Regions from separate parts of the Mus musculus genome. Here region 2 is linked to region 1. Evidence: chromatin loops called from intact Hi-C (ENCODE). Cell type or tissue: left cerebral cortex. All regions are shown on one strand. Links, peaks and the distances in the headings refer to the core of each region. The heading gives the core; the rest is flanking DNA. Region 1 overlaps Strip1 (striatin interacting protein 1). Region 2 holds the start of Ubl4b (ubiquitin-like 4B).

The links. Peaks named below come from ENCODE experiments on the same cell type or tissue, not always from the same donor. Only the 100,000 strongest peaks of a DNase experiment are listed, where the experiment ranks them.
Region 2: it touches region 1 in a loop (3-fold over the local background); 10 of 42 quality-filtered maps call a loop at or near these places.

The regions. Positions count from the first base shown.
Region 1 is chr3:107,605,776-107,620,826 of GRCm38, reverse strand. It overlaps Strip1 (striatin interacting protein 1), which reads left to right. Exons shown (of 21, transcript NM_153563.2): 11 at 553-618; 12 at 724-787; 13 at 1,845-1,916; 14 at 2,437-2,511; 15 at 2,672-2,769; 16 at 3,889-4,015; 17 at 4,219-4,319; 18 at 5,000-5,066; 19 at 5,408-5,512; 20 at 6,028-6,232; 21 at 7,361-8,295. The coding sequence ends at 7,608. It overlaps Alx3 (aristaless-like homeobox 3), which reads right to left. Exons shown (of 4, transcript NM_007441.3): 4 at 14,952-15,051. Among named protein-coding and RNA genes, the nearest start is that of Alx3, 18 kb to the right of the region's middle. In left cerebral cortex, for the core only: a CTCF peak has its summit at 7,692 (motif pointing right); a DNase peak (open chromatin) is centred at 7,686; H3K27ac peaks cover 386 bases.
Region 2 is chr3:107,550,968-107,566,018 of GRCm38, reverse strand. Ubl4b (ubiquitin-like 4B) reads left to right here and starts at 10,946. Exons shown (of 1, transcript NM_026261.2): 1 at 10,946-12,321. The coding sequence starts at 11,077. The coding sequence ends at 11,643. Gm36097 (a long non-coding RNA gene) reads right to left here. Exons shown (of 3, transcript XR_375959.4): 2 at 12,896-13,085; 3 at 11,724-12,230. In left cerebral cortex, for the core only: a CTCF peak has its summit at 6,647 (motif pointing left); DNase peaks (open chromatin) are centred at 6,643 and 9,035.

The sequences.
Region 1 (15,051 bases), core at 3,885-11,884:
CAAGTCCAGGACAACCAGGGCTACACAGAGAAACCTTGTTTTGAAAATAAAACCATCAAAAAAGAAGTATATTTGGTAGGCAGCAACTTAATAAAGAGATGTGTATATGAACTGATATAAAAGAGGGTATGTCCTGAGCTTTCTATGTTGTGTGAGAAGAATGTTTCTGTTGAGACAAGAAAATGACCTGTTTAAAGTTAGTAGCTTATGTCTCTTACACTTCATGGTGTTTAAATACTACTATTGTTTAAATAAGTGTTAAATACTACTATTGTTTAAATAAGTTGTGCTTTAAGTTTTATATATGTCCCTAATTTTGAGTCAACTGGCCATATGTATTATAGAAATATAAACATACTTTAATTGTATGAACCTAACAAAATTATGTAAAAAAACAAAGTAGTCAAAATTCAGGTTTTCCCACTTACTGTAAGAGACCTTTTCCTGTCTTGTAAACACCTGGAGATGCTTTGTCTGTTTGAACACAGGCCTGTGACTGGCACACCTTGAAGCAGTACTTGATAAAATCTGCCCCTCTTTCTTGCTTGGTAGAGAGAAAGACATTGAGATGTTCCTTGAATCCAGCCGCAGCAAGTTCATAGGCTACACTCTAGGAAGGTGAGTGTGACCTGAGGCCTCTTTGAAGTGCCCTTGCCTGGCCTTGGGGCAGCGGACCGGTGAGTGGCTCTCTGGGCTCAGCATAAGGCCTTCTTTATTCTCCAGTGACACCAACACAGTGGTGGGGCTGCCAAGGCCAATCCACGAAAGCATCAAGACATTGAAACAAGTAAGTGGCACTAAGGGAACGTTTGGCTTTGTTTGGTCCCAGGAGAATAAAGTGAGCCTGGGCCAAGGGAGAAGCCTTTCAGGGCTATTGTCTGCCAGCAAGAGCCTGGGAAGCATCTCTTCCTACGTCTGACTTCGGTTACAGATATGTGTGTCCCAGGCTTTAGAGTTCAGGGAGCCCACGAGGTATAAGGCAATTGAGAGGCACTGGCGGATGGATATGGTGCTGTCAGCTTTGCTGGTTATAGCATGGCTGGAGAGCAAGGCTTAAGAGCACCATAGTGGGTGTGCTCTAGCATACTCTATAAACCAAGCAAGCTCAGTTTCCCAGGCCCAGAGAGCTGGAGTGGAGGGCAGACAGGACCCAGGCTCTCAGCAGGCAGGCAGGTGGAGTCCCAGACCATCCTGTTTTCCTCTTGTGCTCACTGCTGAGAGGGAGCTGAGGGAGCTGTGGGTGTGAGGATTAGCGGAGAGACGACCCCAGGGGTCAGGAGGCTTTCCAGTGTGTCTAAACTGTAACATTTTAAAGTCCAGTTTTGAAATTGGTAGTACCAGGTGGTCTCTGCACTAGGCTTTTAAGAATACAGTTAGTTTTGCCTCTGATATCTTTCTCCTGTCATTTTTTAAAAAAGATTTTATTTATTATTATATGTAAGTATACTGTAGCTGTCTTTAGACACACCAGAGGAGAGCATCAGATCTTATTATGGATGGTTGTGAGCCACCATGTGGTTGCTGGGATTTGAACTCAGGACCTCTGGAAGAGCAGTCAGTGCTCTTAACCACTGAGCCATCTCTCCAGGCCCCCTCCTGTCGTTTTTGCTTCTGAAAGCCCTTTCCACTTTATTTTGCTTTTTTGCTAACCTCTATGGGCGCTTTTCACACAGGCTTTTTTGTCAGAAGTAGATTGCAGGTTTAAGTTAGGAATCTTTGTTGTGACTTAGCCCTCTCTCAGAAGGCCAAAATAAACTCTTGGGTCTTTGCCAGGTGAGGGGGGAGTCTGGCCAGAGAAGAGGGGTGTCTTTCCTCAGCACCTTCTTTCCTGCCTCTCTCTCCAGCACAAGTATACATCAATCGCAGAGGTCCAGGCACAGATGGAGGAGGAATACCTTCGCTCTCCTCTCTCAGGGGTGAGTTAAGAGACCACAAAGTCCCCAACTGCTCTCAGTCTCTGAGCCGGGCCTGGCCACAAGGCTGCTCCAGGAGTCGGCCTCTCCTTGAATAGATTGCCATCCATGTCTTCCTTTCAGTCTGTGAATGGCACCTTGAACATAAAACTCAATCTCTCTGTGCTTTGTTTCCTACCTGTAAAAGAAGACCAGCGCTAGACTAAGGCCGTCTCTCTCTCTTATCTACTTATTAATTTGAGATATCATCTATCTGTAGCCCAGATGGCCTCAAACACCTTTCCCAACCTTACCGGTGCTGGGTTACAAGTGTTTGCTAGCATGCATGACTGTGGTACCTCATGAAGAATTAGTTAAATGATTCCGGGTGACATTCTTGGGATGTCATATGTTTCAGAGCCTCCTGTCAGTATCACCAACATCACCCTTCACTTTGATACTTAGAGATTCTATTCCAGCCAGCTAGTAAACTGCCTCAGGGGACTGTAGCCTGAGCATGGGTTGTGTGACTTTTGTGTTAAAGGGAGAAGAGGAAGTTGAACAAGTTCCTGCAGAAACCCTCTATCAAGGCTTGCTCCCCAGCCTGCCTCAGTATATGGTGAGTTCTCTGTGTCTGAGACCGCGAAGGAGCACGGGCTGCTCTCCTTCCTTCAGCCTGCAAGGCTCCTGCCACCTGAGGACCCTCAGGAGTCCCACTTCTCAGGGCATCGTTGTGGTCCTAGGTTCTGATGCTCACCTGAGTGGTCTATTTTTCCCAGATTGCCCTTCTGAAGATCCTACTGGCAGCAGCTCCCACATCGAAAGCCAAAACAGACTCCATCAACATCCTGGCAGATGTTCTGCCCGAGGAGATGCCGTGAGTGTCAGGGCCATGAGTGGAACAGGTTGAAGCAAGGGTGGAAGGGTGGGGCCAGGAGTTTTCAGGTGAGTTGCCTTCCTTGACCCAGCTTTGCTGCAGGTGAAGTTTAGGGTATTTCTGATTCAGACAAAGGAATCAATTGGATAAGTTTCACTAGTAAGGGAGATGGCTAGGCCTGATGCCAACACAGATTGTCACTGAGTGAATTTCTAAGTGAATTAGGTATGCTGGTTTTTCTTTGTAAATAGATGGGCAGTAGACTCTCTCAGAGCCCTTATTCTAGAGCTGTGTGGTTGGCACACCTTGCATAGGATGGTTAGCTCCTGGTCAGTTTGCTTGCCACCACCGAGCCTGTGCCTTTGTGGAGTTTCTCCCACTGGCCAGTCAACTGGCAGGTAGACCCCTGGCAAATGTCTCAGAGGAGAAAGTGAAACTCTTAGCTGTTGTTCTTCCTCTCTGGCTGAAAGGTCTTTTCGTGGAAGAGAACAGCCTGAGGTCATATTCTGCATTGAGGACAGACTCAGGCCCACACCTGATCTGTTGCTTGCCAGGGCTGCCTTGTTCTGAGCTGATCTCCAGGTCTGGTGGTCATAGTGGTGGTATCCAAGTGAGGGAGAGGCAGGGATTGGCTCATACCAGAGGGAGGTTCACAGAACATTAGGCCATCTTGATAATCCCAGAAATACTGTGTTTCTTCTGAAGATTTGCAGTGAGAAGTCCTGAATTAAGAAACAGGTATAATTCAGTGCTTCCTAAATCTAACTTCAGCACCCCCACCCCGCCACTGTAGAGTGGAATTTCCCCACATACTGGTGTTCCACAGAATATACTTTGGGGAACTCAGGTTAATAGAGTGGCCAAAGCTTAGGGAGAGTTTGGAAAAGAAAAGAAGTTCAGTTTTGGAGGAGAAGCAGAGAAAGGGACTGAGTGTGTATTGGCGAGATGAAAGAAGCTGTTCCCGCTGGATCACTTGGGAGATAGAACCCTAAGGCTGGCCTCCGAGGTGTCTGTGGATCGTAGGCCTTTGCCAGAGGGTTCTGAAGCCCATCTCCTCTGTGGACACCTGGGAAGGAGGTACTGTGTGCTGGTAACTCACCCAGGCGCTTGTGTTCCTAGCACCACAGTACTGCAGAGCATGAAGTTGGGGGTGGATGTGAACCGCCACAAAGAGGTCATCGTTAAGGCCATTTCTGCCGTGCTGCTGCTGCTGCTCAAGCACTTTAAGTTGAACCACATCTACCAGGTACCTGCAGGATCTGCCTTCCTTCCTGTGCGCTGGGCGGGGCCTCTGGCAGTGCAGCTCCCCTAGCCCAGAGAGTAGGGCTTCACTTCCGAGCCCACTTGACCTCTGCACAGCATTCTAACACGAGGGCCTCCAGCCAAGGCTTTTTATCTCTAGACAAAAGAGAACCAGGGCTGTGCTTATTTTTCTTCTGTTGGTTTCAGTTTGAATACATGGCCCAGCACCTGGTATTTGCCAACTGCATCCCTTTGATCCTGAAGTTCTTCAATCAAAACATCATGTCCTACATCACTGCCAAGAACAGGTGATAAGGACCAGAGACCAAGAAAGGGTGGTGTAGACAGGTGGCAAGACTTCCAGCTGCCTCTCCACTGAGACTATTGAACAGACTTTTTCTTTAAACATCTATCTACCAGGCCTCAAAAAAGACATAATGAATGACAGAGTGTCAGTTATGGGATTAGCTACGCTAGTGACCAGGAGGCTCTCACCCTAGGCTCTGTAATTGCCACTTCTATCCTTCCTCCCTTTCTGCTTCCAGGTCTCTGTACAGAGCTTGGCTTTGTGTACTGTAAAGCCTTCTCTGATGATTCTCGTGGACTCTTCACAGCCTCCTTGTACCCACTGTACCCGGTAGCACCTGCTTGTCAGTGTGAGACATCACAAGGGAATCCAGTTAGCTGTGGCCTCTAAGAGGGCTTGGCATAAATCATTTGTCTCTAGTCCTACCTCCCAGATTCATGTGAAGGGAAAAGCTGCAATAGTGTCTCCACCCCTCACAGTTAGTAATTACATTACAAGCTTTTTGAGTCACAGAGCAACTGTACATACCATCTTATAGCAGGTATTTCTTCATCTTATAGTCAGGGAAACCAGGTTAGAGCAAGCGAGGTACATTGCTCCTTCTTCTTCAGCTCATCACGTCTGCTCTGGCAGACCCAGCCTTTGCTCACAGTGAGCACCTGGTCTTTTTGCATTCTGTAGCATTTCCGTCTTGGATTACCCTCACTGCGTGGTGAACGAACTTCCAGAGCTAACTGCAGAGAGTCTGGTGAGTGGCCCAGATCTCCCTGCCTACCCCTTTGGTATGAGCATTCCCTCCCCCAACACAAAGAGGTGTCTTCCAGAAGAGGTCACCTTTGGCTTTTAAAGTACCAGAAATGGCCATAGAGTCAGGGAGAGGACGCTGCGGAGCAGAACGATTGGGGATTGGCTGTGTGGTTAGTCAGGGCTGCTCACCTAGGATTTGCCCACTCAAGCTGCCTACATCTTCCCACTGAAGTCCGGGGCATTCTGTGACAGAATCATTGAAATCAGTCAAGGCCTTTGGACACTGCTGCTGAGCAGCCTGCAGTCGTGATAGTTGTGTTTGTCTCTGGCTTTTCCCTGCAGGAAGCTGGTGACAACAACCAGTTTTGCTGGAGGAATCTCTTTTCTTGCATCAATCTGCTTCGGATCTTGAACAAGCTAACCAAGTGGAAACACTCGAGAACCATGGTGAGTTGGTGCTGCAGCCAGCCTGGGCCATGCCGTGCCCGCCTCACCTGGGACGTGGTCCTCAGGGTGGGGCTTCCCAGGCAGCATCGTCCTCGTTCAGGTCTGCAGACTTCTGGTTCTCTGATGAGTACAACCAGAAGCTGGAAGAGACTCTCAGGCATGCCCTGAAACAAACCCTCAACCACAGACACTTTCTGATCTTTCTGATCCTGGGTGGGAAGTGATGGGCAGGAGTCAGGAGCCACCTTAGCCCTGCAATGCTTTGGAACAAGGAAGGTCCATGAGTTCTCAGAGATTAGATTACAGAGTGAGCCATAATTAGGGTTGCAACCTTAGTGGTTTGCTATAGCTCTGCTTGTCTTAGTGCCTAACACTTCAGGTGCCAGTGAACCAGTGAGTTCAAGAGAAACTGCATGGCTTGTGGTCCTGTCTGCTACCCCAGAAGTGCTAAGTGACCATGTAGTGGCACTCACACTTACTGCTTTCTCACCATGGCCGCCACCATGGCCGCCCAGATGCTGGTGGTGTTCAAGTCGGCACCCATCCTGAAGCGGGCCCTTAAGGTGAAGCAGGCCATGATGCAGCTCTACGTGCTGAAGTTGCTCAAGGTGCAGACCAAGTATTTGGGGCGACAGTGGCGCAAGAGCAACATGAAGACGATGTCTGCCATCTACCAGAAGGTGCGGCACCGGCTGAACGATGACTGGGCGTACGGCAATGGTGAGGCCACATATGACGCCGCAAGAGTGGGAGAGGGTAGGACAAGGGATGACTTGACTCCTTGCCTGTGGTACCTTAGTTTTCTCTGCCCTTAGGCACTGAGCAGGGCCGGGATCTAGTTTTAGTGGCTCTGGGCAAGACTTTGGGAAGCTACTCAGTATCTGTGTTCATCTGTTTCTCTGTCCCTCCACTCTAAATCCTGTCTTTTCCAGAAATTGCCATAAGATTCCATCCCCTCTTTATCCCTACTGCAGCTACCTAAATCTATAGATCCTCACCGGCTCTGCCTCTAGTTTCTCCCCACTGTTGGCCTCAGATTTGGCTCCTGTAATCTTTTCAACACACCCATCCTATGCTGTTGCCCCTGAGTAAGATTCCTGTTAGCTTTCTAGTTCCCATAGGAATGAAGTTAAACATTAAGACAGGAGGGGCAATCATTCACTTGCCTGATCCCAGAGTTTGCAGCTTTCTTTTCAAGCCCGTTGTGTGCTGGTACCCAGCTTCTGTCACACCCAAGACTCCAGGACAGAGTATGAAACCTCAGTACCAGCTGAGGATTGCTCTCAGGAGCTCTGCAGATCCCAGCAGCCACAGATGCCCATGCTCTCCAGTGTGCCCTCTGTGCCTGAGAATAGACTGTACAGGTACAGAGGGAAACTACACTTGGTCCCTGAGCGCTAGCCATGTTGCCTCCTGTTCCTGGGCCTCTGTAGACTGTTGGATATCTACATCCTCCCAGTCTAACTGTTGTTTACCTGGTGTTGCTGTGTTACACTGTCGCAGTCACATCACTCTGTGACTATGCCTGGCATCTGGGCTCAAGGTGGTGCATGACATTTTGTCATGGAGGTGAGAGGAGGAGCAGATGATGGAGTCTCGGAGTTATCTCTGTCATCTAGAACCAAGGGGAGACTGTGCTTTAAAAACGAGTTTTCCAGGACTCTCCTGTCTGTCGACATGTTTTGGGGGAACAAGTCTCTTTCTCAGAGTTAAGGATTTTCTCCTTATATTTGACTATCCTCTCCTGAGGATGGGCTTTGGAGATGATCTTCTGGTTAAAATCACGCTCCTACTCAAGGGGAGCTGCTATAGGGCTGACTCCTAACCGAGTTTTCTGCTTTGCCCCAGATCTTGATGCCCGGCCATGGGACTTCCAGGCAGAGGAGTGTGCTCTCCGTGCCAACATTGAACGCTTCAATGCCCGGCGCTATGACCGGACCCACAGCAACCCTGACTTCTTGCCAGTGGACAATTGCCTGCAGAGCGTATTGGGCCAGCGGGTAGATCTTCCTGAGGACTTCCAGATGAACTATGACCTATGGCTAGAGAGGGAGGTCTTCTCTAAGCCCATTTCCTGGGAAGAGCTGCTGCAGTGAAGAGGGCTGGAAAAGACCATGATCTGTCTGTCTCATACCTGAGGGACTGTCCTCACCATTGCTGCAGTGCTCCTGTTCCCCTCCAGGTGGCAGCACAGCTCCATTGAGTCCTCCACAGCCTGCCCTGGGCCTGTGAGTGAACCCAGGTTAGCCTCTGGTTGATTCCCAGCATCCTACTCAGGAGCTGTCATCTCCAAGCTGGGATCTACTCTCCCTCCACTTGCCCAGCTTCTACCCTCCTCTCTTGGATATGATCGATTGAAACTCATTTCACAGTTAGCCCTAGGCTGGGGAAAGCTGAGCCGGGCCTGGCATCCCTTCTCGACAGCAGCTGTATCGTGAGGTCCCACAGACTCCTGGGCAGCTTTGGCAATGTCAGCTGGTCAGGAAGGAGGGTCCGCTTGAGGGCCAAGAACAGAGTCAGCACCTTGGCTGTGCTCTGGGACTATCTCGTGCCATCCCAGCATCCTGCTGAGTTCTGTCCAGAAGTGATGGACACACAGCCTCTGCACCCTGGTTTTGGATGTGGTCAAAGGTGGAGTGAGGCTTCCTGAAGCCAGAGGTGCCGGTTTCCTCTCGGTTGCCATGACCTGTAAATATACAAAACTCTGTGTGATCTCTGGTGTCATGGTGGGGTTTTTATTGTGTTTGTGTATTCTGTTTACATTAAAAGAAAGCAAAACTGTCCGTGTTGCCTTGTGTGTAGATGCAGGCTCTGGGGACTGGGGATGCAGCACAGGCACTAGAGTGCCTACCTGGTAGGAAAGAAGCCTTGGGTAGTGGTACACACACGTGTACTCTCAGCACTTGAGAGGTGGAAGCAGGCGAATCAGAAGTTCTAGGTCAGTCTTGACTACATAGTTCAAGTTCAGCCTAGGCTATGTGAGATTCTCTCTGAGAAATATGGCCTGAAAATGATCAGTTCTCTCAAGAATCCCTTTCCCCAGCATGACAGGCTACCCGGCTAAGCTCTGGCCTGCCTGCCTTCCTGCCTTTTCTACCTGTTGTAGAGGGAAGGAGGGGTTAGTACTTTGGTCGTCGGCCCACATCAGTCTGGGCACATTGCTTTAGGGTTCTGGGTTTGCTGAGGATCAGGGTCCTGACTGCTAGGCTTGCTGTAGTTTCAGTAGAGACGTCAAGTTTCTCGGGATGACGCGCCGCAGCTGTCCTCAGCCAAGCCAGTTAGTACTAGGCTTAAGTGAAGTTGGTTGGGACAGAGGATAGTTGTGTGCTCAGAGCTATCAGGAATCCGTTTCATGGTGGGAGAGTGATGGAGAGTGCAGGTGTCTCCTATGGCTAAGGGAGAAACAAGGGGAACAGATCCATTCAAGTCCTAGAACCTCATTTGGCTCAGATAGCAGCCTCAGGCTCCTTTCTTCAGGCTTAACCTCCTTGTGACTTTAGTGACAGGACTGTTCTTTTTCGTAATTCCTAGAAGTCCCCTATAGGCCGTATGTATGAGATCTTAAATCTCTAAAAGGAGAGCCTTGACTGAGAAAGGAAATGTTCCAGGGCAAGCCTGTTTTGTTGGTATTTAGATACAGTGCCTGCTGGGTCTGCAACCTGCTAAGTGCCGGGATGTGCTTTCATGTGGCGGCATGGTTAATAATAGCCAGGGGGAAGGGTCAGAACATGAAAGTCACATAGCCTTATGGGCTGGAAAGTCCCTGTAGCTGACTCTTTCCCCACACGGTAACCTGCATAGGACAGTGGAGTCTCACCACTCTTGTTTGCATGGTGGATCTGCTGCTACATGCTGGAACAAGAAGTATAGATGCTGAGATTTCTATTTGAGGAAGGTGGGTTCTACATTCTTAATCCAGCATGCATCCAGCTCTCTGAAATTGCTTAGCCTGGTGCTTTGACCTCTCCCGCTCTTCTTTGCAGTCATTCCCAGACTCTCTTCTTCCTTGCAGAAGAAAAACAAAACAAAAACCACGAGGCCAGTGAACCAGAGCAGATGAGTGCCTTCATCTTTAGACTCAGGTCCTGGCCCTCAGGAAGAGAGCAAAGCAGCTTCTCCGACTATGGCATGTCACTGTCATGTTCCCTTTAGAACTCAAGTCCTTGTGTGTAAACATCTTGGAGACACCCAGTTTTGGGCTATTTCATCCGGGTAATGAGATGAACATGAAGACGCTCTGAAAATGGTTGAGTTACACAGAAGGGTCCAGTGCTCTTTAATGTACCAAGGGATGAATTACCCCGTGGGACAGACAGTGAACCATGCCAGGAAACTTAGTAAGGTTGAGTGGGTCCAAGACTGGGCACCCAGGTACCCACCTGAGACAGTAGGCATCTCTCCGCTCGCTACTAGATTCCTGGCCCAGAACACATGCCACACTTCCCACATAGGAAACGTCACCACACAGTTTGGGCTATGGTGCCATAGGTCATGTAGCCCAAAACAGAGTTCTCCATGCCAGTGAGGTACCTAGAGGCCCTGAGGGCTTAGCCAATAAGCTTCCCTTCCCAGACATTCCTTCCTCCAAAAGGTATTTACTCTCTGGTCCACCCTGAGGAGTTGGTATGCATCACTTTCCAGGATGAGTCAGTAAATAGTATGGATAAGCATGGACGGTCTCTTTGATCAAGAACCCCAGTGGGGAGCATGAAGAAAGCCTTCACTACCAAGCCGCTGCCTAAATCTCCTCAGAATGCCTCTCTGTGCTCCCAGAAAACAGTCACTAAGCTAAGCTGGAGTGCCCTATTTCCCCAGCCGGCCCCGATCATCTTAGTCCCCAGCCTGCAGGCCCCCAACTCTGTTGCCACCTCCTCTGTGTGGTACCCCAGCAGTGACTGGATTCTCGGAGCCAGTGAACCCCAGCTTCAGTCTCCCACATCCTAGGCTGCAGTTTTCCCACCCCCAGAGCTGTGTCTCTGCCTCCCCAGAGCCCAGCACCTGACAGGCAGTGTGGGGTAAGCACAGTCTAGCCTTCCCCGCTTTTTGCCTCCCCAGCGGCACTTCCATACTGACCCAGGACCCACTGTTAGCCTAAGGCTTGTATCATCTCAAAAGATTCACTATTAGGTGTCTCTACATAGTGATTAGCAATTAACAGAACATCTGTCATACAAGCCCTGTGTGATGGCTCCTCCTCACTGTCAACTTGACTGGATTTAGAAATCACCTAAAAAAGACACACACACATCAGTGTGTGTGTCTGTGAGGACATTTCCAGAGGGGTTTAACGGAGGAAGGAAGGCTTACCCTAAATGTGGGTGGCCCCACCGTGTAGGCTGAATAAAGGAAAAAGGGAGAGAGTGCACTGAGCCCCGGTGTTCATCTGTTTTCTGTGAATGACAGAATGTGACCAGCTGCCCCACACTCCATTCACCATGCCTCCTTCACGTTGGCTGTATCCCCTAAAACTAGGAGCCAGACAAGCCCTTCTTTAAGTTGCTTTAACCATATATGTTGCCACAGCAACAAGGGAAGGATCAAATGTACCATGACAAGTAAATGCTACCACACTCCCCGTTTTGTAGACGGGCAAACCAGTACTGAAAGGGTAAAGAACTTGCCCAAGGGCACACAAGGGCACACAGAAATAAGGGGATGAGCCAGGATTCAAACACAGTCTTCCCAGTAAACACATCCTCCCTGCCCCCACCCTCTTAATCATTGCCATCCCTGGGCACTGAGAGCCACTTCTTAGTTGTTCATTTGTAAGCCATACTTGCCTGGTATTGGCTCTGGCATGGTCCCTCGTGCAGAAGATTCATGGCAAATGTCCCTTGCTTTAGGCCCTAACTGGGCCACCCAGGCTTAGCCTTGTCTTAGCTATTGGCTAACCCTGAGTGTCCCCTCAAAGGAACTTGGATTACTGCTGTGCTTTTTGTGTTTTGGTTTGGTTTTGTTTGACACATTAGTGGTTGAATCCAGGGCTTTATACACATGGAGGCGAGCGCTCTGCCGCTGGGATCTGTCCCCAGCACTCTCTGCTTTTTATTTTGAGGCAAGGTGTCAGTAACTCTACCCAGACTGGCCTTGAACTGACTTGTAACCCAGCAAGACTTTGACTTTGTAATCCTCCTGCCTCAGCTTACCAAATAACTGGGATTACAAGTGTGTGCCATTTGGTCCAGCTTTGAGCCTCACTTTATGCCTTTCCTGGTCTCAGAGGACTCCTGTGTTTGCTGGCTACCTCGGATGTACATGTTGATTGAGCTTATCTTCCTGCCTGTTGTGTAATAAACTGATTAGCTTCACGGTAGCTGCTATCTTCATCTGACCCTTGGCACAGACAGCCTTAGGCTGCTGCTCTGAAAAGGGGTTCACTCCCTTGGGAGTCAGATAACCTTGACTCTTCCTCCTCCCCACCCCTCACCTTCTGAGACAGGTTCTCACCGTGTAGATGGTCTCACTGTGTAGTCTTGGTGACCTGGAGCTAATATCATAGCTCGACAATCCTCTCAAGTGCTGGATGAAAACTGTGTGGTACCACACCCAGCTATCCCTGACGTTAATCTAAGCCTTTACCTCTACTCACTAAATATCTTGGAGTTAATGTCACTCCAAGCCTCAGCTGGCTTCTTTGTAATGTCTGCCTGGACGATAGCCCTGTTGCAAAGGCTGAACAAGGTAATGGGGTGTAAAAGTCTCATACCTGGCTGACAAGGGACAACTGTAACCATTAGCATTGCTGATACACTTCTAATTCTGACCTGTGAATTTGCATACACTTCCTGTGTCTTCTAGAACAAAAGTCCTCTAAGGGTAGAACCTCCTGGCATCCTCTGCTCTGGACCAGGTGCTGTGCTAGGTGCCTTGAAGGTCCAAGTGAAGAGGATATCACAGTCTACCACTTCCATCCACAGGACCCACCATGGGCCCCCCGAGTCCCAGTCCATGCCTTCCTCCTAGACAAGAGACTGGGCTGGGGGAGCTTCCAGTCATGGAGTGGGAAGGGAGCCACGGAAGCTGGGGTGTCAGGGAAATGGCTGCTCAAGTCCTGCCTTGGCTGGGTTCTGTGTCTGCCTGGGGCTGCAGAGTGTCTGTACACTGGGTTGTAACTCAGGTTGATGTGTTGCTGGCTGAGGAAGGTGGAGAAGAAGCACTAAATGCCTCTGATGGGACAGAGTCTCTACCACTGACTGACGCAGAAGCCTGGACTAATGGGTCGCCCTGGCCAGGGCCTTGCAATTCTCCTGTGGAGTCAATGTGCATGCCACAATTGAGATTTAAATATAGAATCTAAGACCTTCCTACCTCCGTCTCTTCAACATACCCTGCTGATGTACATCACCACATCTGACATAAGACTTGATTCTTTGGATGGCTCTCATGGGATCTAGAAGGCCCTCAGCAAAGACACACTGTGTGCAACAACTCTCCTGAAGTTGGGATTCCAGGTGGATCCACTTCTGTTTCCCTGCCCAGGAGTGAGCAGAACTCCCAGCCTGACCTTGGTAAACTACAGGATCGGGGGGTTGGGAGTGGTGGGGCGGGGGTGGGGTGGGGGAGGGGAGACAGGATAACCTCTAGAATGAACTTGGAGGCAGGGTATCAGGAGACCCCGGGGGTTGTGTCTTAAAGGCATGGAGGAGGAGGGGAACATGGCTAATGGGAAGCAGGTGAGGGGCTGTCTGTGCCCTAGCCAGGGGACAGACTGGCTGGGATGACCCAGTCAGTGGGAGGATCTGTCAGCTCACAGATAATCCCACGAGACAGGTATCCGGGGTGCCCATTCGTATTCATTATGTGTGAAGTGGGCGGTTGTAAAATTAGCTTTCTCTTCATTTAGTTGTCACTGGACAGAAAAATATGAGCTGTGGGCAGATGCACCTGGATGGGAGCCAGTAGCCAGCATCCGGTCTCCTTGTGCCCGAGCCACCATCCCTTTTCGGTTGATGCCCGTGGCCTTTGTGGAATCTACCACTCTTGCTGACTTCATCTTGGACTCAATGTCATCTGTTTGGTCCCATTCTTATTTCAGACCCCTTTGCTTGAGAGTCACAGAGTCTCCCCTTCCATCTTTCTGTCTTTCTGAACTAGGAGATGAGAAGCTGTGTGTTCCCTGACCAGTGGTATCCCTGGCATAGCACAACGCCCACCGAACTAGGAGTAAGACTTTAACAGGTTTCTAGAACTGCATCTGTGGTCAGTACCATCCCACAGGCTGGAGTCGCAGACTGAAAATAAGAAAAGCAAGCTGAACGGCAGAGTGTGTCTGTCTTCCTGACTGTGAACCCAATGTGACCAGCTGCCTCACCTTCTGGTTGCCATGCTTCCTCCAGAACGGTGAACTGTGCCTTTAAAAACTGTTCCATGAGCCAGAATACAGTCTTCCTTCCTTAAGTTGCTTCTGTTGTGTATTCTCTCACAGCAAGAGATCCAACTGATACTAGCAGCTCTCTGGCTTTTTGTGGGACCTAAGGGCTAAAAGTTCACTGCCCATTCTGTGGGTGCAGACATTTCTAATGAACTGGTGTGTACCCTGGAATTAGAGATAGGGACTTGAGCCCTGATTCCCTTACAGACCAGTGGGTAAATGTCTAGGTGGCTTATCAGTGGTCATTCTAGACGGTATTCTCTTTCTACCAGGGTCACGATAGAAAAGGCAGAAGTTGCCAGTGGCCTTCTCTTCACCAGTTTGTGAAAAGAAGAAAGAAGGATGATATGGAGGACCTATGGAGGTGCACGGCCACCTCACAGTCGCTGTCTTGGCTAGGGAATCGGATAGAAGACTTGGTCCCTGCTTGGGAACTTTGTCTGTGCCTGAAAGATGAGGTGAGGGGTGGGGGATGGCTGGGCTGAGCTGAGTGGAATTTTTCTGAGCAATGTGGTTGTGTTTACTGGGAGGGTGGGAGGGCCAGGCCTGCTTTTTGCCTGCCTTCCAGGCTCCAGAGATAAGGCAGAAAGTGGGAATGAGGGAGAGAATGGGTAATACTCGAAAACCACAAGAAAGAGTTCTGGCTTTCGTCTCTGCCCCATAGCTCAGACATGCTCTCTGGGGCATCTGGGAGAAGACAGCTGCCCCACCCCCCAGCCCTTGGGGTCCCAGCCCACAGGCACTCAAAACCTCCATATGATCGCTGTCCCTCCATTCTCTCCGTGGTCAGTTCAACCACAAGCTTACTCTCATTCCTGCCCCCAAATTTCCCTGCCAAATAAGTCCCACACTAGAGGCTCTCAGGACCTGCCAAAGCTAAGCCCATGCAGGTGAAAGAGCCAGGCATGGCACACTTTGACCTTGAGGGTTCTGCACTGACTCTACACCTTTTAGTATAGGCTCCTGGATTCTTGCTATCCCTGCAGGAGAGCTTGGCCCAACCTAGATCCTATATACAACTCAGCCCTAAAGCAACAGAGGACCACACCCCTGGGGATAGACAGCCTAGAATGAAAAACACTATTGTGTTTATTACTATGCTAAGCAGCACACTACAACAAAACAAAAGTATCTTTACAAAAATCAGGGTCTGGGGATCAGGGGCTCA
Region 2 (15,051 bases), core at 4,286-12,285, 55 kb after region 1:
GGTATGTCCCCAGCAATGGCATTTTCCTCCCAGTTTCTTGCTTTGCCTGGCCTCTGTTCCCTCAAGCTCACCACACTCCTGCCTCTGTCTAGTGCCTTCTGCACGATGCATCTATGATAACATTTTGCTACTTGAGTGGTGGCATGTCTGGGCACGAACATGTCTCACCACAATTTGTTTGGGTTCTATGGTAGCTCTGGCACGGGTCCTTCCATCACCAGTAGTGAGCGAAGAACACTAGCTGGCCTTCCCTGTCCGTTATTCCTATGAGCAAAGCACTCCTCTGAAAACATTTTCTGTTGTTTCCTCTAGGCTCCAGGGTTCACACCATTCCCTCCCTTCCCCCTAGGTCTCCTCCTCCCCTCCTGCCCATTTCCCTGCCCCCTCACCCTAGGATGGGGCTGTAGGCAGCCCAGCCTCTCCCCAGTTCTCATGTCTCAGGAAAAGCATCTCTTTCCTCCCTCCTTCCCATCCTTTTCATCCTCCTGGGCCCCAGGTCCTCTCCCTCTTCCCTTATCTGCCAGGGATCTGACCTGCAGATGCTCTCTCGGCTCTGCATGCTGCTGACCCCAGGATGGCATCACGGCCCAGCCTGCCTGCCCCAGGGGCCAGCTCCAGCCTGCTCACTTGCCTTCCCTTTAGAAGCCCCCGTGTCTTGAAGCTGATTAAAACAAACATAGCTCCTATTTTTGTTCTTAATCCAATTCTGTGCTGTGGTAGGGTCTAGGAGGGAGGATAGGATGACGGGAAGAGTCCAGGAGTTAGACAGACTCCTTGGTAGGCAGAGATAGGAAGAGGGGCCACGGCTAGGTAATGATGAAGGTGGCACATTCTCAAGATGGCCAGCTTCCTCAACCTCCTGTCTGGAGACAAAAGCCTGGTAGTTTTTTGTTTTTTGTTTTTTTCTCCCCGACCAGCAGGCCCTCTGCTGACAGGCTGGCTCCACAAGGTCAAGGCTGGATCTGGACACAGCTGTGAATCAATCAGGCATCCTATGTCTTCAACTGAGCAACCCTCAAATAGGGGAGAGAAAGGCTTCAGAGGTGTAAAAACTCCTAGTCCTCAAGGAGAGCCTGGACTTTCGGTTTTGCAGAGGGTGTTTTTCTCTGTGTTTGCTGCATGTGTGTTTTCTCGCCCCCAATAAAGACCATTTACCCAGACACTACAGCAGATGCCAACAAGAGCTTGCTGACAGGAGCCTGATAAAGCTGTCTCCTGAGAGGCTCTGCCAGTGCCTGACAAATACACAAGTGGATGCTCACAGTCATCCATTAGACGAGCACAGGGTCCCAGGAGCTAGAGAAAGGACCCAAGGATCTGAAGGGGTTTGCAGCCCCCTAGGAGGAACAACAATATGAACTAACCAGTAATCTCAGAGCTCCCTGGGACTAAACTACCAATCAAAGAAAACACATGGTGGAACTTGTGGCTCTAGCTGCATATGTAGCAGAGGATGGCCTAGTTGGTCATCAATGGGAGGAGAGGCTCTTGGTCCTGTGAAGGTTCTATGCCCCAGTGTAGGGAAATGCCAGGGCCAGGAAGCAGGAGTGGGTGGGTTGGTGAGCAGGGGGAGGGGGAAGGGAATAGGGGATTTTCGGAGGGGAAACTAGGAAAGGGGATAATATTTGAAATGTAAATAAAGAAAATATCTAATAAAAAGAAGAAAAAAAAAAAGAAAAAGGCCTTAAAAAAAACCTGTTCGTTCTGTCTGCGGTGCTCGAGGTTTCCCTGATGAAACCTGTTGTACTTCAGATCTTTCCAGCCTTTTCATTCTTTAACAGGCAGAGAATGAACCCCGATCCAGACCCCTAGACTGCATCATTTCAAGACTCCAAGACTCTATCGACAGAAGCACATTTTTCCTGCCATGCCAGAGGGTAGAGGCAGGACCAGGCACAGGCCCCAGTCCCCAGTGGCTGTGGGGACCATGGTGTAAGTGGAGCGATGACAGCAGGAGCATGGGAGGGGGGAAGAGGGAAAGAGAGAAGGGGGGAGGGAGGACAAGGGGCTGGGAGCTGGGAGGAGTGGGGAGTGGGGAGCCGGTAGTGGGCCCTTCCTGGGCAGGACTATAAGCAGGTCCCAGGAAGGGTGAGAGGACAGTGGGTCAGAAGTTCTAGGGGCCTTCCCAGAAGGGGAGGTGACAGACTCTTCAGGAAATAGCCAGAGCAAGGGGGAGGGGTGTGTGTGCACTCCCAATAGAGGCCTTTATTCTCTCCAGCTCAGAAACAAGACAGAATCTCTTGTCTCAGCAGAGTCCTTCCCATGACATCCCTCCTCAGCACTTGGCCTTAGTGCTTCTCAGGGGCGCACAGACCCAGGCACTTTCTGTGGGCACCTTCTAACCCCACAGGCAAGTCTCCCAGACCTCTAAAAACTACAGGCCTGTTTTACCCTCTGTGTTTCCTCACAGAGGGACCTGCTACAGAGAAGAGGGAGTCTTGTGACTATGCCTGTGCTCTGCAGGCCCAGTGTCTAGGTTTGAAGATTGTATTGGCCACTTGCTAGCTGTGTGGCTGTGGATAACTCGTTTACTCTCTGGGGAACCCCAGTTTCATCATTTGTAAAGCAAGGGCAGAGGTAGTACCTACATTATAAACTTATTGTGAACATGTATGTGCTTTGAGTAGAAGCACTAAGGAAACTATTTACACTCTGATACTGTACTGAGCATACCACCTGTATGACATAGCCCACGGCATAGGCATATTCTAGCTCAGCGGTTCTCAGCCTCCCTAATGTTGAGACCCTTTTACACAGTTCCTCATGTTGTGGTGACCCACAAACAGAAAATTATTTTTGTTGCTAATTCATAACTGTAATTTTGCTACTGTTATGAATTGTAATGTAATTATCTGTGTTTTCCAATGGTCTTGGGAGACCCCTTTGAAAGAACCATTTAACCCTCCAAAGGGGTCATGACCCACAGGTTGAGAACCTCTGGTTTAGAACTTCTCTCTAGTTCCCAATTTTGTCTTTCTCTGTCCCAAGGACTAGAGCCTCTCTGCACTTAGCGCCAAGATCCTATAAAAGGTCTCTAAACCAGCGGGGCTCAGTAGCCCTGTGAGCTTCTGGGGCTTTGAGGGGTAGAATGATGCCCAAGTTCTGTTAAGTTGCAGTAGTGACAGCTTGACTGTTTGGCCACCCTGTGACATGGCCTGAAATGCTTCTCACATTGGAACCTCTACTACCACTACAGAGATGTTTTCTGGGATCCTTCCAAGACCCTTCCTGGGAAGGCTGCCCAGGCCGTAGGATGAGTGGATGCTCAGCCTACTTGGTCCTCACTGTCTTCCAGGCTGGAAAGGCCTCTTCTTCCTTCTGTGCCCAATGGTCACGTGGCTTGGGTTGTGACTATCCCCGCCCCAGAGATGCATCAGTGGGTCAGGGAAGGAGGACTGGAAATGGCCCATAAAAATCTTGGGCCCCCTGTAAACACAGAGCAGGGGCCTTTGAAAGCCCAAAGCACTTTTATGTGCTAGTTAAAGGGCCTTCCTGTTGTGTCGCCAGGATTTACGGGAGGTGGGGGGGGGGGTGCAGGAGGTGATGAAGCCAAGTGCAGCCTTCATCCACTGACATACTGACTTCCAGAGGGAAGGGCAGGAAGGGAGGACCTAGGAACTTCTGGCAGTCACATTTCACTTCAGGCAGGGACTCCATACCTTGAGATCCTGAACCAGCCTGTAACCCCCATCCCCACCCAGGAGGGGCAGTGTTGCTGACCAAGGCAATGAGATGAATCCAGGTCAGTGGCATCCACAGCCACAGGGAAGGAGACCCAAGACATGGGCAGAGCTCACAGGACAGAGTGGGAAGTGCACAGACTGCACTGTGAGCCGATGCTTCACGGGAGATACCATTTCATGGCCCCTACCCATTCTCAGCATCAAATGCCAGCACTGAGGCACTCCTGGGAGGGTCAGCTCCATCACAACTTATGAGTAAGAGACTGTCAGGCTGCCTTCCTATAGCACCCAACAGGAATGTGATATTTGTGAATTTAAACCTACAGCAGAAGCCTCAAGGTCAACGAGTTATTCTCTCCCCTCTTACAACAGTGAGCCATGCCATCTTTTTCTCTCTGGCAGGAGTGGCCTCAGCCCGTGGGAACTGGGAAAAGAGTCCCTCCCTGACTCACGTGGAAGAAGGAAGGTGCTGTTCTTCGCTCTTCCACAGCACTATGTGCTAACACATTTAAGGGCCCGTTGAAACATCAGTTCACGACTCGGCTCACAGGTGCCTGTGTATAGGAATGAGGGAAGCAGCTGCCACTCACTGCTGCTCTGAAGACAGGCATCAAGCTAGCGATTGCCCTGTTTCTGTCCATCTTCCTGACTCTTAGTGTGAGAGACACTATTCAGCTCAATTAGCTGGTGTCAGAGGGCACACAGTGACTTTGGTCTCTGAGACCTGCCTGGTCTATCACACACCTCATTTCTCCGCTGGTTCTCGCTGCCTGCTGGGAGACTCACTCCATCCTCTGTCCATCCATTCAAGGAAGCAGCAACCATAACCACTCTCAGGAACCTGGGGTCCTTAGCTCTGTTCTCAGACAGGAGGATTCCCACATTGACCTCCCCGTGATCCCTCTTCCTGGTCTCCTGGCCCGAGGTGGTCACAGGGCCTCAGGCCTCTGGCATTCTTCTCCGAAGCTGCTGTTCTCCTCTGCTCCTCTGCGACGCTATTGAGTTTCCTCAGGTCTGGTCAACCAAACACTGCCATATGGGGGGAGAGTTACATTTCCTGTATATGTGTCAAAATATCTGAGCGGATGTGAAATAGATCAGACATGTATAAAAATAAACTTTTACAGGGTGACTGACTACTCCCCTCCAGGGGGAACGAATGGTTCACTTTTCATCTGGGGCCCAGAAACTTGGCTGGGGCCTTAGGGACCACTCTTCACATGTGACTCCCTATGGCCGTCCTGACTCACTTCTTTGGGCTTAGGGCCAGCTTCTCTCCTGTTGGCATTCTCTCCAGGGGTCCTGGTTATGGAAACCCTTCCCCACTAGGCTGACAATTAGCAGGGCACCTTCCTGGGCCCCAGTCTCTTACTCTTTTAGCTCTCCCCTTTTCTCTAACAACCTGTGACAGTATAATTCAGGGTCCCAGTCTTGGTTACAGTAGGACCACCCCATCACCTCTTCATATAATCAGAGCACGCAATGAGCACACATTAAATGCTCTTTACCCATTGTGTGCATCCCTCTGTATAAAAGGGCAGGGACTGTTTATCCAGTATTCCTGCCTATATCCTACTAAGACTTCTCCACTCATCTGCTTCTCAAGGTTCGGTGTTGTCGAGTTATCTCATCTATCTCCCCGTTCCTTGCTAACTCAGCATCTTCATGGATGAAGGTTGGCTCTCTTTATTGCTGAGAGAACTCAGCACTCTTAGCACCGTTATCAGAAATGGCCCCCTAGTTGTAGCCCTGAATGTTGTGTTCACTCCTGCTGCCCTTGCAGGGAGATTGGGAGAGGGTGTCAAGTGGGAGGATACATAATGGTTTGGGACAGATCAGGAGATTCTGTCACCTGGAGCATCCAGACCCTGGGATTTCTATCATTCATGAGCTACTGGCTCCCGGTCAAGCCAAGAACCTAGCCTTGACCCAGCAGGAAGTAGGGAGTGGGGTCTCAGGTCTGGAAACCCCATGTTCATCACACAAACTCAGTCCAGACCCAGAGGCATCTGGCCTGGAGAGACACTCAGCCTTCTCACCTGGGTATAAACCAGCAGGGAAGCAACTCAGGGTTGCCTTGTCTGCCTCTCCCACTCAGCTTGCTAACCCCAAGGTTACGACTGTAGATGTTCCCATCCCAGCTGAGCCTGACATCTGATGGACAGCAGCCATCCTACCAGGTAGCCAGCGAGCTTGGGAACTCAGCCTGGGTTTAGCCAGGCTATCTATTCCCTGGCCACCGACCCACTGTCAGACCTTAATGAGTTGCTCTTATCTAAACCAACTGCAAATTCTAGAGATGAGCTCAAGCCCGCAGTTGCTCAATCTATGATCCTGGATCTGGATGTTGGGGGGGGGGTGGAGAGGGGTGGGCACCCCGTTAGTTCTATGGGCATCTTCTTTACTCTTGAGTTTACTTTATCACATTTCATCCACAAAGCTTCAGGGCAGAGAATTCCTGCCACTGTGGCTGATGACATAATCTTCACATGAAGAGTCACCTTGGAGGTAGGGAAGCATTCATTTCAGCCATTCAGGTTCCACACTCTTCAACACGGCCTTGTCCAGGTTGGGCTCTCAGCCGGGATGTTCTTGTTGCCTCTTTGACTTCTTCAGCTCTTTCCGAGGCCTCTTTCAAAAAAGTCATCTGATTTGCACACCCTACACCCTCTGCTGTTAGTAGCAGCTTCCTTTCCCTGGCGATAATTTAGGTCCTGAAGAGTCAGACTTATGTGTTCCCTCAAAATATGTGCCTGGCTGACCTCTTCTTCCTGGCCCAGAACCCTATTCAGTGTGGGCCCTTGTGTCTATACCCCAGCCGTGACTGACAAGGGCTGGACAGTCTGTGAGAGGTGGGGTTCATGTCAGGATAAAGCTCTGTACCCGAGGTCCAGTCCTGTGTGCCAAGACTTCACAACAGCATGGTTGGTCATGGCCACCAGGGCTGGCCAGGGAGGTCACCAGTGACATCTAGTGGCCACAGCCAGATGTCACAAGGTAGGAGTTGTGTTGGGCTCTGCGACCAGGCTTCTGGGCTGCACCAGCAGGTTGCAGGCAGGCCTCTGACTTCTCTGGGGCTCTGGGACAGCAGCATGGGGCAGGACTAAGGTGGTTAGGTGTGAGAATGGAGGTCTGGACAGACACCAAGCTGCTCATTGCCACCAGAAGTTTGGCTTTTCCCTGATCTCTCCCATCTGTGCCCCTCTGGGCTCCTGTAGTCTCTCTCATAAGATCTGCCATAGTCCCCTTGCTCACAGAGTCCCCTGAAGAGCTGCCTGTCCTAATACAGACCTAGGCTGGAGTGCAGAGCAGCCTCAAGGAACCTCTCCTAGTGACAGCTAGACAGCTACAGAGGACAGCGCAGGGTAGGTCTGAGGGTGGGTCTTGGAGGACTTAGTAGCACTGGGCTCTCCTGGGCCTTACACGTGGGTGGAGCTTCTGAGTGCTAAGGTTCCCTGAGCTGGAGGAGGCAGGAAGTGCCTGGAGTGAAAGAAGTACACTCTCAGCTCTACCCTGGGATAAATAGCTTCCCAGGTGGACCCCACTTTCTCTGACAATCATGAACGTTTTCCACTTGGAGGAGAGGGGAAGAGGATGGCGTTCTCAGAAGAGCAGCCCGCCTGCGTGCTTTGTACTTCACGTGAACTGCTTCTGCCTGCCCCTGCATCTCTCTCATCTCTCTTCCCCTCTCCTCTTTTTATCCCCTTCCCTGGTGCCCCTCCCTAGCCCATTCCCTGGGTCTCCCCTGGCTAAATATTTCCTCTGCAGGCTTTTTATACCTGTCCTCTTCCTTCTTGCTTCTGGCTGTTTCTAGGTCTTGCCTTGACTTCCACCTCCTCCCTCATCCTTGGCATCCCCTTCAAGGCTGAGCTGACATCACTCAGGTAAAATAACAACACTTCATTGCGCTCCGGTGGTGGTGGTGGTGGTGGTGGTGGTGGTCAGGTGGACAGAGATCATAACTTATTTCCCTGATAAGCCTTCATACAGAACGAGAGAGGAGGCAACCCTGAGTTTCCTGCACTCTGGAGCCCCTCAGCTGTCACTAACTTGCCTGCTCACCCCATCTTCCCCTATGAGCTAGGACCAGCCTGCAGAAGACTATACAGGTAGGAGCAGACTGGGAGTCACTGTGGGCATGCTTTCAAGTACCGTGGGGTCTTTCTCACTGTTACAGGAGTGACAATAGGAACTCCGATTTCTGGTAGTGAGTTGAATGCCACATTTAATATCTCTGCAGGTCAGATGCTGTGGGTTCGCACCTTAGCTTCAGAAAGATGCTGGGAAGTGATCCTAACTCCTATCATCTACCGGTGAAAAATGGGATCTGAGGATTAACCCATTAAAGGCAGGCCCCAGGCCAGCAGGTGGACAACAGGTCTAATTTTATGATTACCAAGGTTCAGTTAGCCCACGCAGGAGCACTGGGAGACTCTCCCATCCTATCTGCCCCTCAGACATTGCACTGGTCTCCAGTGATGCCAGTAGCTTTTGCAGTGTTCGTGAGAGAGATCTGAACCCATGACCATCCATATTCTCTGAGCACATTCATTTCTTTCCCAAGTCATCAAACCCACTCATTTCAGAACATCTTCCCCTCTAATTATGACAATCGTCTGATTGTGTGCTTTGATTACACAATTATATTTTATCATGTTAATTGCATAATTAAGACAAGCAGTTACATGGGGGGGAGGGGAATATTTCCTAGCTCCAAATGGGATTCCAGTACCCAGACAGGTGTTTCTTCTGTCCCCTTTAGGAGGGGCTAGAGACTCCAGGGGTTGAGTAGTGACCATTTCTCTCAGCAGTTGCGGGAGACATTGATAATTCAGTTGTTACTGTTCTCATGGCTCTTAAGTCTCTGTCATAGGTGCACCTGCCTACACATAGTCACAGGCTATGGAGAACTGAGCCTGTGTTATGGCTTCCATGTGCTTACAGTCTGGGGAGCTCGACCCAAGTGGCCATCTCCAGAGACTTCTCATGTCTGTGGCAGCTCAAGCCTGGATAAATGGGCCTTCAGAGGAGGGTCTAGATGCAGATGACTGATGATATCTTCTTCCTCCGTGCTCCCAGCCTCCATGCTCCAAGCTCCCTTGCTTCCTCCAGAACCCCCAAGCCTGGGACAGACTACACCTCACCTTCCTCTGTCCCCTGTAACGTTCACTCAGATTGCGCCCTCCAGAAAGCCTTTGTGGGTTAGTTCTGCTGGGGCATCTACCGTAGGATGACTCCAATCCTGTCTATCCAATGATTTGTTCATCATGGGGTCCTCTCAAGGGACTGAGGACTCTTAAATGGCCCTTCAGAAACCTTACTTACTCCCTTCATCTGCACAGATGCCTGCCTGTCAGTCATGGCCACAGCCCTACCCACACTGTGTGTACACTTGCAAATTTAGATTCATTTTACATCCACCAGGGGAACTGGCTATTTAAATAAGTGTTACAGAGGAGCCTTTGGTAAATCCTGATATCACGTTCTGCTTTATTTTCTATATAATTTTGGATTTTCATCTTTCTAGGGGGAGGGGGAGGGTGAAGGAGAGGCTGCAGGCAGGGTTATGTCTTTCCACAGCTTATGTATTTGGGTCCTGCATGATCCTGTGTGGCTTACGTGTCTAAATCAGGTCTTTTCTACTAACAAATGTGTGTTCAGGGCTATCTGTATATAAAACTCAGTGTGCTGAAGGCATGGGTACCACAGTGGATGAGACTCAGACCCTGCCTTTGAGCATCAGAGGGAGGGACTGGGGTGCATATGCTGGATGCACTAGAAAAAAAAATGGCTGCACAGAGGCATGTAGGATTACCTTTGTCAAAGTCTGGGGAAAAGCAGAGAAGGCCTCACGGAGGAGGTGATTTTTAAGGCAGGCAGGGTTTGCAGGATGAGTTGGTAGTGTTCAAATGAGGAAGCAAGCAGGAACAAAGGCAGGTTCTCATGTTTGGAGTAAAGGGTGAAAAGTGGGGGTGCAATGAGAGTGGGTGATAAACAAAGGCCTAGGCCAGGAAGGCCAGTGGGGACCAAGGAAGAGCTCAACTCTGGGAGGTTAACATGAGGCTCAGTGTCTGGGATTCCTGACTGGTGAGTGCTGTGAAACACAGTCTGGGTCATCTGCCAAGAGTGAGAATACAGGAGTGGGAGAATAGGTGTAGTGACAGTCTACGTTCCCATGGGAGAATAGGTATAGTGACAATCTGAGCACCCATGAGAGAATAGGTATAGTGACAGTCTGCACTCCCATGGGAGAACAGGTATGTATGGTGATAGTCCACACACCCATGGGCTTTTCTTTCAGCTGCTGTTAGATGCCAAAGAGACAGGAGTGAAAGTTGAGCAAGCATGGGACAGGGTTGGAGTAGGGTACTGTGGATGGGCAGGCTCAGGAAAGCAGTGCTTATTGTCAACATTGTCATCCTCTGTAGGGTCAGGGCTGTGGGGAAGGAGAAGTCAGGCAGAGATAGAGGGAGGAAAGGATGAAGGGAAAGGAGGATTTGGGTGCTAGGAAGAACTGAGGGAGTCTCCAATGCAGTCAGCTTATCTACTAGGGTTGTTAACTCTTCTAGGGCTACTTGCTTCTCAACCAAGAAAGTACCATCCTTTTGGGCTTACTCCACCTGACAAGGGTTTGGGCCAAGATCAACAATGTGTTGCAGTTGAAGCCTGCCAAACGCGACACTCAAATGCCCAAAAAATATCCTGTTTCTTGTGCACCTCTGACCCCAGAGTCTGCCCAGAGCCTGCCTGAGGAAGATACAGAGATGTTTTAGGAGGCAAGGTGGGCCACCCTAAAGATACAGCTATGCGCCTCTTGCTATAGGATTAAAGGAGCTTACACATTCTCCTCCTGCAAGGAAGGCATCATCAAAGCACCTTGTAGGATGTGTGGATTGAGGCTACAGATTCAAGGCAGACACCATTAGTGGCTCTGTCCTAGCTTTCCGTGCTGGTGTTCCTGGGGGCTCCGTGATTTCTCTGGCTGACACCAAGAGAGCAGGAAAAGTACTCAAGGCATGTGCTGAAAGAACCAGCGGCCATGCTGTTGGGATAGTGCCTTTCCCTGTTCTCTTTCTCTGTTCCAGCTTTCATTTCTCCTAGGCCTACATTTTCTTTCCTGGTCACCCACTCTCCCCCAACTCTGTCCTCCTTCCCTCTTTTCTCAGGAAGGAAAGCTGCTTCATGTCCACAATGCCCCTCTGCTGTCCCTAAAGTTCTGTTCTGGAAATGAGCCCTCCTGTAGCATTATGACATCACTGTGCATTAGCTAGTGGCTGCCCATGTGGGCTGGGCCCTTGCCCTACTAGGAGCTGTGACAGAGTCACCTATTGGGCCCTACACCTTCAGGGCAACTCCCAGAGCATGGATCCCTCCTGATTCCTCTCTGGCCCCAATGTTCCTCACGGTCAAGCTGCTCTTGGGCCGAAGATGCAGCCTGAAGGTATCTGGAAAAGAAAGTGTGGCCACATTGAAGAAACTGGTTTCTCAGCACCTACAGGTGCCCGAGGAGCAGCAGCACCTGCTGTTCCGAGGCCAGCTCCTGGCTGATGACAAATACCTCTCAGATTACAGCATTGGGCCCAACGCTTCCATCAATGTCATCATGCGGCCTCCAGAGGATGCAGCGCTGGATAAGACCCATCAAACCCAGCCCCTGTGGCTCCAGCTGGGCCAGGTTCTAGACAAACATTTTGGAGCAAAGGATGCAAAGACAGTGCTGGGGTTTTTGAGGCAAGAGCATGAGGAGCGTCTGCAGAGGCTGAGCCTGGAGGCCCTGGAGCAGTTGGTGGGCCAGCTCCTAGCACAACAGCAGCTTGACGAGCTGGCAGAGGAAAAGGAAGCCCCTGCTGTTGCATCGGAACTCGAGCAAAACAATGGAGGAGGAGGAGGAGGAGGAGGGACAGGAGGAGAAGGAGGAGGAAAGAAGGAAGAAGAGGAGGGTGAGGAGGCTGATCAGTAAATTGGCCTGTCCTTCTCTTGCTCACTAAACTTCCCCTGGACTGACTCTTCTATGTTCTCGGGCAATTTTTCTCTTTGCTTTCTCCTGATGGAGTTGCATTTGTCCTTCTTGCTAAACCGTTAAGTAGCTGGAAGATATCTGGATCCTTCTATGCCCTCTCACCCGTAGGCCCCCTTCTGAAGTGCAGAATGATTCTAGCACCATCTCTCTGCTACAAGTGATTTAAATGGCCCATGGTATGCTATAGGGACAGTCAGAGTTCACCCTGGCTCTGAGTGGAGCAGCTTTGCCAAAGCATGCCTCAGAGAAAGTCTCCATGGCTTGAGACAGAGCCACTTCTCCTTCAGAACAGACAGTGTGAGCCCATTGTCCCTCCTCTTAGAACCCAGATCCCCTGTAGTATAGAGAGGAGGAAGCGCTGCCAGCTGCCCTTGAACTCGTGGTGAAGCTGGCCCTGCTGCCCTGCTTGTGGTTTCGTATCTTCAGAGATGGGACCACAGAGACAGGAGCTAGGGAAAGCGATTGCATGGGCCAGTCCTGGGGCTTGTGGAAACTCAGATGAAGTCCCAGAGTAGCAGGAAAGAGTCCTAGACAGGAAAAAAGGTCTGTAAATGGCTCACTCATGGGTCCAGCCTAAATAAAGTTATGCCCACCCTAAATAAAGTTATGCCCACTAGCACATTCTGACTAATCAAGGTAGCACCGAGTGCCTGCAATCTGACTGGCATTGCCCAGTACTTCTTTGGAGACAGGGGTGGGAGTGGGGAAACAGTACAAACAAGGCCTTCTGCCCTCATTGATGAGAGATATACACAGGGTTATGCCCATAGAGCACAGCCTGTGGCTATATGGTCTGGTGCTTCTGCCTTGCAGAATATGCCAGAGCAGGTCTTTTGTCTACCTGGGGCTAAGAGCACAGCCCTAGATCAGAGATGAGAAACCCTGTACTGTGTATGGATGGGGCAGGTTCAGGGTTGCCTATTGAGAACCATGGTCCCCCTATTGGGGGTTGAAGTCCCCAAAGTACTGTTCCTGTAGAATTTCAGTCCTGGGGGCCAGAGATGGAGACTGTGTAGAGGGCAGGGGGGAGATATGTTTTTGGAAAAGAACAAGCAGAGGTTCGATTTCTCTGGGAAGTACTCTGTTGTTGGCCTATAGGCTTGACCTTCAGCCTAGGCCGACCACTATCTTGGCTGATATCCTTTCTCTGTTGGATGCTGAGCTTTTCAACCTTATCATAACATCCACTTACCTCAAAGACATTGATGCAGGCAAGAAGTGTAGTTGGTATAGTAGGTGCATTTTCTAGCAGTGAGCTCCACAGGGATGGCAGGAAGGGCTTGGGAGCCCTCTGCTGTGAAAGCCTGTTAGGGGGCATTGTTCTGTCTTCTCTTCGATAGAGACAACTTCACCTTGCTTGATGGCATCCACCTCTACCCTGTCTGATAAGGGGAGAAGAAAGGCAGGACTCCATGGGTTTGAATGACTCTTCCCAGACTCACTGCCCACAGGTGGGGGTGGGGTGGGATCCACACTTCCCCAAAGTTTCTATCCTGATCCCACTCTCATTCCGTGGCTATTTGCCATCTGCTGGGAGGTCTTGTGATGGTTCTGTGAATTCATTTGTGCTGGGCTTGTGCCATTTGCCAATGGGGACAAGCCTATTATCTTTACATTAGGGGAACTAATAGCCCATTTCCCAGGAAACCTCTGAGCAATAAAAGTAAGTGGGGCGTTTTATTCTTTGCTGAGAGAAGCTGGCATGAAGGGCAGGCAAAGCCTTTGTTTTCTCTCACTGATGCCAGTGGCAGAGAGCAAGGTAAGGTAGCCAACCACTCTCCTGCCTCCATGGCCAGCAGTTCAGGGGAGGATGTGTCCAGTCCCAAACTGGCAAGAACAAAAGTTGGTCCATCCTTCCATCTGCTCTGTGTCTCCTACGACTGATCCCATCCCTCCCAAGGGTCCTCCTCACCCCTGTCCCCCTCAAAAGCTGAGCACTAGAGAGTGTGCACGAACAATAGGCATAGAAATCCTGGGAAGAATTCTGTTAACCCAGGGATTGTAACACTCAGTGCAGTACCTTTTGTTATAGAGCTGTGGGTCTCATTCCTGAGAAGGGATACAATTTGTACTCAGGGAAAAGCAGGTGAAGATATATTGAGGATGTATAGAATACATCATGAATGTGGACCAGATCCTCAACAGATACTGACACTTCTACGTGATTCCTGCTGTATGTGGACAACCCCAACTCTTGGACTATGTGCCACATGGACCCTCCACTAGTACTAGCGGTTACTGGAAAGGCTTTCTGTTCCCTACTCTATATCACCACTTGGGGATGATAGGAATAGCAAGCAAGTTCTTGCTGAACTTCAGCTTTGTGCATAGTTAACTCCCCACATCACCTCTCCCTCCTCTACCAGGAAAGGACACGTGTTTCTAGAGGTAACAGCGTTACTCAAGTGGGCTGCACCTTGCGAGCCAGCTTTGTGTGTGTGTCCACTGAGAAATTGCACTCCCCACTCTAGCTTCCTCCTGGTTCACCTACCTGAAGTCCCAAACCCCTCTGGTCCCTGGCAAAATGATTTCTAATTGAAATAGGAAAGGCGTTTTGGCCTGTGTGCTGCCGTACCACTTATTGATTTTATCAGCAAACATTCTGGGATCCCTGTCATAGTCTTGTCCCAGCTGTATTAAAATACCTTAGGCTTGGGTGGTTGTCTTTTGAATAATAAATGCCTCCCATAGGCTCATGTGTTTGAACACTTAGTCCCCAACTGGGGATGTCACTTTGGAAGGTTGTGGGACCTCTAGAAAACAGAGCCTTGCTGGAGGGAGTAGGTCACTAAAGGCAGACCTTCAGTGTTTATAGTCTGTCCCTACTTCCTGCCTAATGTGATGAGCTGTCTCATGCTTCTGCCACTGAGTGTCACTTACCTGTACTGTATCCCTTCTTAAAACATGTCAGAACTCCCCTTCCTTCCTGCATTATATTTGGTAGGTATTTTGTCACCAAAATAAAAAGCAGTAATGAACCACTGAAAAGTGTTGTCTACAGTTCTGGAAAATTGAAAGTTCCAGGTCATTGTCTGGTGAGGAGTGTATGTGTGTGTGTGTGTGTGTGTGTGTGCGCGCGCGCGCTCGTGTGTGTGTGTATGGGTGTGTGTGTGTGTGTGTGTGTGTGCGTGTGTGTGTGTGTGTATGTGTGTGTGCGTGTGTGCATGTGTGTGTGTGTGCACGTGTGTGTGTGCGTGCGTGTGTGTGTGTGCGTGTGTGTGTGTATGGGTGTGTGTACGTGTGTGCACGTGTGTGTGTGTGTGCGCGTGTGTGTATGGGTATGTGTGTGTATGGGTGTGTGTGTGCGCGCATGTGCGCGTGTGTGCGTGTGTGTGTGTGTGTGTGTAT